Regions from separate parts of the Homo sapiens genome. Here region 2 is linked to region 1. A link is an interaction called in ENCODE POLR2A ChIA-PET data of the cell type or tissue named here. Cell type or tissue: Panc1. All regions are shown on one strand. Region 1 overlaps RAB3C (RAB3C, member RAS oncogene family). Region 2 overlaps PDE4D (phosphodiesterase 4D).

Region 1 (4,000 bases):
AAAAATAAATACAACACACTCAAATACAGGGTGATAGTCTGTGTAACAAACAGAGATATGATTTGTCAGATTACTTATGCCCATATAGAAGGGGATACGGTAGTCTGCGCAGCATATGTACATGGTACATGAACTACCAAAATAAGGTGTGAAGGTTGGCCTGACAAATTATGCTGCAGCACATTATACTGGCCTGCCACTGGCCCACGGGCTTCTCGGTAGGTTTGGCATGGACAGGATCTATGAAGGCCAAGTGGAGATGACTGGAGATTAATGTGATGTGGAAAGCATTGATGGTCAGCCTGGTGCCTTCACCTGCTATTTGGATGTAGGCCTTGCCAGAACCATCACTGGCAATAAAGTTTTTGGGGCCTTGAAGGGAGCTGTTGATAAAGGCTGTTCTGTCCCTCACAGTACCAGATGATTCCCTGCTTGTGATTCTGAAAGCAAGGAATTTAATGCAGAAGCGCATGGGAAACACATCATGGGTCAGAATGATGCAGATTACATGCATTACCTAATGGAAGCAGATGAAGATGCTTACAAGAAACGGTTCTTTCCGTTCATAAAGAACAGCGAAACTTCAGACCTGATGGAGGAGATATACAATAAAGCTCATATTGGCTGGGCACGGTGGCTCACAGTCCCAGCACTTTGGGAGGCTGAGGTGGGTGGATTGCTTGAGCCCAGGAGTTCGAGACCAGCCTGGACAACATGGCAAAACCCTGTTTCTGCAAAAACAATTTATAAAAATTACCCAGGCATGGTGGTGTGCACCTGTTGTTCCAGCTACTCAGGGGGCTGAGGCGGGACGATTGCTTGAGCCCAGGAGGTCGAGGCTGCAGTGAGCCAAGATCATGCCACTGCACTCCAGCCTGGGTGACAGAGCGAGACCTTATCTCAAATAAATAAATAAATAAAACAAAAAAGCTCATGTTGCTATACAAGAGAATCCAAACTATGAGAAGCCCAAGAAAGAAGTTAAAAACAGCAGGTGGAAACATCCCAAAATGTCCCATGCCCAGAAGAAAGATCAGGTAGCTCAAAAGAAGGGAAGCTTCCTCAGACCTCAGGAGCAGGCTCTGAGAGCTAAAACAATGTTCTAGGATGATTTTTCAGACAAAAACAATAAACTTTTTTTATTTTATTATTATTACACTTAGTTACATATGTATACATGTGCCATGCTGGTGTGCTGCACCCATTAACTCGTCATTTAGCATTAGGTATATCTCCTAATGCTATCCCTCCCCCACCCCCCACCCCACAACAGTCCCTAGAGTGTGATGTTCCCCTTCCTGTGTCCATGTGTTCTCATTGTTCAATTCCCACCTGTGAGTGAGAACATGCGGTGTTTGGTTTTTTGTCCTTGCAATAGTTTACTGAGAATGATGATTTCCAATTTCATCCATGTCCCTACAGAGGACATGAACTCATCATTTTTTATGGCTGCATAGTATTCCATGGTGTATATGTGCCACATTTTCTTAATCCAGTCTATCATTGTTGGACATTTGGGTTGGTTCCAAGTCTTTGCTATTGTGAATAGTGTCGCAATAAACATACGTGTGCGTGTGTCTTTATAGCAGCATGATTTATAGTCCTTTGGGTATATACCCTGCAAAAACAATAAACTTATTGGCTAAGCAGGTTTAAAAAAAAAATACCCTGCAGAAGCAAATTATTACATTTATTATCTAAGTTCCAAAATCAAAAGTTGGTTAATTTGTGTCATGAATCATACTGGAGGCTTATTCTAAATTCTAAATATCCTGTTTATAGCAACTTAAAATGCCAGCTCATTGTATTATAATTTTGACATTAATCAACCTGACATTTTTCTTTTATAAAGGTAAGGCATGAACATATTAGCTCTCATGATTCTTTTTTTAAAAAATTATTACTTCTCCCAGATTTCCTAAGCCCCATTTCTTTAGCTCTTTAAGTTGTTACTGTGATAAGGGAAAATATTGTTTTCGTGTGATGTGCTGTAAATAGGTTGGGCAGCCATCTCAGTTTGCCTGAAACGGAGGGGTTTCTCAGGACATGGGACTGTTACTGCTTAAACTGGGAAAGTCTTGGGGAAACCAGGATGGTTGGCTATCCTACTGTAAAGCTATTACATAAGGTGGGGTAAAAGAGGAAAGGAAGAATCAGTAGTGGTATTAATCTCATTAAATACAAAAGAATTATTAGTACACCACTGTTCCCTTGATTTTTGACTCATGCAATCTCTGATGAGTATCTGAAGGGTAAAATTGCACTCAACTAATTAACTCTAAATGTCAGGCATTTGGACATCGTGTTTTTTTTTTCCTTTTGCTACCATCATCATCTGTGGAATGTATTTCTTCTCCTTCATTTTATGCTGTTCTGCTTTCCTCTGATTGTGTCATGCTTCTTCTTTTTCTTTTAGGTCAACTCAAATCAAAACATACTCTTGGGACAATGCCCAAGTTATTCTGGTTGGGAACAAGTGTGACATGGAAGACGAGCGGGTCATCTCAACTGAGCGAGGTCAACATTTAGGAGAACAGCTTGGTAAGAAACAAATTAATAAGTTAAAAAGAAAGATAATTTGCTTATTATATGTAACTCTGTACAGAGTCCGAGCTAATTGTCAGGGTGGAGTTAATGAAATGTTTGTCAATCTAAGAGTGGAAAGCAACATAATCCTCCCTAAGTGGACAATATATTTTCTCCCACTTACTATGGCATCATGAGAGCTCAAGCGCAATTACAGAAGCAAAAATGATACTCAGAATTTTGGTCTTAGTACAAGGTATTTAAATTCTTATTCCATGAGAAACACAGGTTATGCCTTGTCCGTTATTTTTGGTTTTTTTCCCCCATACTCTATTTTGCATTCAGTGAGCTCTTTATTTTATTGTGTGATTATTGTTCTCAAGTTTCCATTGGAGGAGGATAATGGCACAGAATAGGTCACATCCTAGATTCTGATTCTAGTGACATCACTGATAAGCCATGTTACTGTTACAAATCCTTTTGAGACTTAGTCACCCCATCTCTCCAGAATGAGTATCATAGCCCGTGCCTATTTAACCAAGTCCTTGTAGATAAGATCAAATGAGATAATAGATATGAGAAAGTTTCAGAAATGGCAAAGCCATTTCAAACACAAAACATTGTATCTAAAGAGAAAAATGCTGGAGTGAGAAGGGTAGAGATTTAATACAAAGGAGGGATTGATGATTGATGATTGATTGATTGAGCCAAGAAATTTTTACTGGGTACTCGTTGTATGCTTTATATTATGCCAAACATCATGGGGTATACAAAAAAGTAATTCACAGTCCCTAGGCTCAAGTTGCTCCCAATCGAGTGGACACTGAAGACTGGAGATATACATAAGGAAGCAGAAATACAAGTCAACAAAAACAGGTCAATGAGGAGATAAGCTGCAAGGCAGATGCCAACAGGAAAGCAACAGGGAGAGGGAGGCAGACACAGGAAGGGGAAAAACATTGCCGGAAGGAGATGTAGGAGTGGAGTGTGATGGGAGGAAGATAAAGAGCAATGCAGAGAGGGCCCCCGGGGAGATCAGGTGTGGAAATGAATACACCAAGAGGAAGAGATGAGTGATGAGGGGAGATGGAGATCATATGGGTGAAATGGCAAGATACAGCTTGAATGGTCTCTGAAGGAGAGTAGAATTTGCAACTACAAAGGAGATGAGGCATTATGAGTAAAGGGCACAGTCATGCATGGACATTGAGATGAGCATAAGGTGAGAGGACAGTGAATAGAAAAGTGAGAACCTAGCAGAAAGTTGCAGAACTGAGTTGTGGATTTGGGGAACAACTCCAGTCCTAGAGGTGAAGGAGTTGGAATTCTTTTTGTTTTTTGTTTGTTTTTGGTAGACCACTGAGAATATTGAGGCATTCTTAGCAAAGAAGAGTTTGACTTTTAACCTTTTTGGCCAGGACCTGCAGTAAGAAATACTTTCAATTTAGCAACCCAATACATACATATATAAAAC
Region 2 (4,000 bases), 260 kb after region 1:
TCTTTTCTCAAACACATCTTAGGACTACCATGCATATCAGTCAGTCAGCTACTCTGGAGGTCTGCTGCAAGGATACACACCTTCCATTCCCACCCATCAGATACTTGTCTCCTTTCTCCCCCACTCCAAGACAGCAACCTTCCAGCTCTAGATAAAAAGAGCTAGTCTTTCTTGCATAAGAACAACAAAGACAAAAACCATTTTGGTAGTGTATACTGCAGATTTTAACCAAAACTTCTCTGAAGACCTCTGATTTCCTAAAAAACCTCTTCATCCCAGTGCAGTTGCTCTTTCCTAAATGAGCAACCGCGCATCTGGTCAAATTTGGTGAATATTCTGTGCTCCAGAAACAACTGATTCCATCCCCTTTAATCTCTTCTTCTCTTATATCCATCTCCCTCCTTGTTGTTTCTCTCCATGTTTACAACTAGTTCATTGATTTAAAAACCAATGTAATACACAAGGAAGTATGCACGACAATGTTTAGTGTAGTATGGTTTGCAATATTAAAAAAGGCCATCAGTAAGAAAATAGTTAAAGGATAAACTTGATATACATACTATGCTGCAATTTAAGAAAACTGGTATAGATTTATACGTACTAAAATAAAATAATCTCCAAAACATAGTAAGTGCAAAGATCAATCACAGAATAACATCTGTAGTATATCACTTTTGATTTTTAAAAATTACCCCTAATTCTAAATGTTCATATATATAAATATTCAGTTAAAAATTCTGAAAAGATACTGCTATGGTTTGAATGTTTGTTCCATCCAAAACTCAGGCTGAAGTTTAATTGCCATTGTAACAGTATTAAGAGGTAGGACTCTTTTTTTTTTTTTTTTGGTGACAGGGTCTCACTTCAACACCCAGGTTAGAGTGCAGTGGCATGATCATAGCTCACTGTGGCCTCAGCTTCCCAAGCTCAGGTGATTCTCCCACCTCAGCTTCCAGAGTAGCTGGAACTACAGGCACATGCCACCATGCCCAGCTATTTTGTTGTATTTTTTTGTATTGATAGGGTTTCTTCATGTTGCTCAGGCAGGTTGGTCTCGAACTCCTTACCTCAAGTGATCCACCCACCTCAGCCTCCCAAAGTGCTGAGATTACAGGTGTGAGCCACCACATCCAGCAAGAGTTGGGACTTCTAAGAGGTGTTAGGTCATGTGAGCTTTGCCCTGATGTAAGGGTTAATCCTGTTATCACTGGAGCAGGTTTGTTATAAAAGAGTGAGACGTTTGGTCCCCTTTCCTCTCTCTCTCCCAATCTGTCTATCTCTCTCCCTTTTGCTTTCTGCCATGTGGTGATGCAACAAAAGGACCCTTAACAGATGCCAGCACCTTGATTTTAGATTTCCCAGCCTCCAGAACTGTGAGCCAATAAATTTCAGCTCATGATAAATTACCTAGTCTCAAGTATTCTGTTAGAGCAGCACAAAATGGATTAAGGCAGATATACACCATATTGTATCCATCACTAAGTGGATACTTTCAAGAAAGACAGCAAGACTAAGGAGCATGAAAAAGGACTTTCTCATATTCTGAATTTTAAAAATATTTTATGACATGAATATATTTATCTATTACCTATGTAATAAAACTAGACATTAAGAGAAAAATCTCATGGTAGAAATCTTAGGAAATAGAGAAAAATTAGAGAAAATTAAGAAAAAGCATGCATAATTTCACAAACCAATGGTAGCCACTGTAAAAAAATGTTATTTCATTCTAATACATTTCTACACACATATGCACACAGTGCATTTTTGAAAACATAACTGAGTCTTTTCTAATTGACCTCTTACTCTACAAAATTTGAAATAGCCAAAACAAATTTTTGATTCCTATAAAGAGATAGCACTAGAGCTGGAAGAGATGGCTCATGCCTGTAATCCCTACACTTTGCATGACTGAGGCCAGAGAATTGCTTGAGGCCAGGAGTTTGAGACCAGCCTGGGCAACATAGCAGGACCCATCTCTACAAAATTAATAATAATAATAATAATAATAATAAGCTGGGCATAATGGTGTGTGCCTATTGTCCTTGCTACCCAGAGGCTGAGGCAGGAGGACTGGTTGAGCCCTGGAAGTTCAAGGCTGCAGTAAGCTATGATTGCATTACACTCTACCCAGTGTCAAGGAAAGGAAAGGAAAGGAGGGGAGAGGAGGGGAGAGGAGAGGAGAGGAGAGGAGAGGAGAGGAGAAGGGGAATGGGCAGGGGCAGGGGCAAGGCAAGGAAAGGGGCAGGGGCAGAGGCAAGGGAAGGGGAAAGGGCACTAGGACCTATGAGCCAACATAGGCTATGGCTTCCACTAGTACAACTTAAAACTCAGCTGAAGACATGACACATAGAAAAGGGTTGCTGTGTCTGTACACACACACGTTTCCCATGTTCCCAATCCCAGTCTGTGGTCAGTGAAAGTGAAGATTGCCTCAGAGCCTGCATTATCTCAAGCTACTGACCTAATTGCTAATGCTTTACTCTGGTCTATTTCCTGCATGACCTCAGAATGTGTCAGTGTAAATTCCATAGTAAGACAGTAGTTGCACATTTTGGAGTGTGGATTCTGCTTTGAAACACAAATAAGTGTGATGAACGTGACCCTGGCACTCTGTAGCCCTCAGTTTCCTCAACGCTAAATTGATCACTACAGTTCCTTCTAGTGTAAACAGTCCCACGAAGAATCGTGCTGAATGGATGACTACATAATGGCCTGCTCCTAGAGTTCTTAAATCAATCCTTAAAACTGGCTGCAAAATGACTTCACTCCTTTAACAGTGTGGGACTTGTCTCTGTTCTCCAGAATGCTCACCAGATGGTGAAGAAGTATCTCTCTACCTACCAACATCGTCATATTGCTTCTTGCCACTCGCTACTCAAAAACTGTGAAAAACCTGTGGGAGCAAGTATCAGCTGAAAAGGGTGGCTTTCTCCTTAGGCAAAAGCTACAGGGCAAAACGGGGGCCCCAAACTTCTATCACGTCAAAGACATGAAACAGATGATCCCTAGTTTTGATCTTCTTTGAAGTTTATTAAAAACAAGCTTGAATCTGTACCAATCCTGACAGGTGTGAATGTAAGACTCACAAATGAGAAATGCTAAGCTTTCCTAATGTTCAATTTAATCTTATAGACCATGAAACATGTTATAATTAAAGATCTGAACTATTAATATGAAGGAGATAGCATATATTCTTACCCCAAATATGACTAACTAGGTAAAATCTTCAAAATATAATCATGGCCTGATTATCAGCCATTGTGGAGGAGAATTTTAAAAAGTTCTTCATTGACATCCCAAGTTTATGTTTTAGACACTTCTAATCAAACATGAATAGATTAACTTCAAGTAAAAATTAATAGTCACATTATTGATTATCATGATTGGAAATGTATTTGACCAGAACAATGAGGAAAGAGCATAGAGTCCTGCTATCTTCAAGTATGAATTTACACTTTTAACTGATGTCAAGTCATCCATAGTATGAAAACTCATTTATTTTTATTTGAAAAATTTAAAACCATCAAAATGGATAGTGTGGGAGCCAAATAATATATAAGCAATATTTTATGAGAACTACAAAACTATTAAGAGCAGTAACTAGAATTCGGTTACTGCCGTTCCTTATTTCAGAAGAGAAAGTCAAATGTTTTCTGATATTTAAGAAGTAATAACTTCCTGTTGTTCAGTTATGCTTTCTATAATTATATATGATAAGCAACAGAAAAATAGGTCTGGTTTTGGCTGTAATGTGTATATTCAATTCAATATTAATTTGGACTTTAAATCATTTTGCTATCAAATATTTTGAACCTCATGACCAGGAAGTAATCAGGTAAAAAAAAAAAAGAAAAAAAGTGGGTTTGTTACCTGACCTATCTCTTAAGTTCAAACTTTCTATAGGTATTTTTCTCTACCTTTGTCCATATGGTTATACAATTATCACTAGATGCTTGAATTACTAAATGGTTTTGTATATCTTTTCCTCAAATTTATA

Evidence for each region. Peaks named below come from ENCODE experiments on the same cell type or tissue, not always from the same donor. Only the 100,000 strongest peaks of a DNase experiment are listed, where the experiment ranks them.
Region 2: POLR2A ChIA-PET joins it to region 1 with 7 read pairs; 2 of 35 experiments call an interaction of 5 or more read pairs at or near these places.

What each region holds. Positions count from the first base shown.
Region 1 is chr5:58,822,622-58,826,621 of GRCh38, forward strand. RAB3C (RAB3C, member RAS oncogene family) reads left to right here. Exons shown (of 5, transcript NM_138453.4): 4 at 2,417-2,541. It also overlaps the pseudogene RPL5P15. Among named protein-coding and RNA genes, the nearest start is that of PDE4D-AS1, 220 kb to the right of the region's middle. In Panc1, no CTCF peak of the experiment used is centred here; no DNase peak of the experiment used is centred here.
Region 2 is chr5:59,077,679-59,081,678 of GRCh38, forward strand. All of the region lies in intron 5 of PDE4D (phosphodiesterase 4D), which reads right to left. Among named protein-coding and RNA genes, the nearest start is that of PDE4D-AS1, 40 kb to the left of the region's middle. In Panc1, no CTCF peak of the experiment used is centred here; a DNase peak (open chromatin) is centred at 2,493.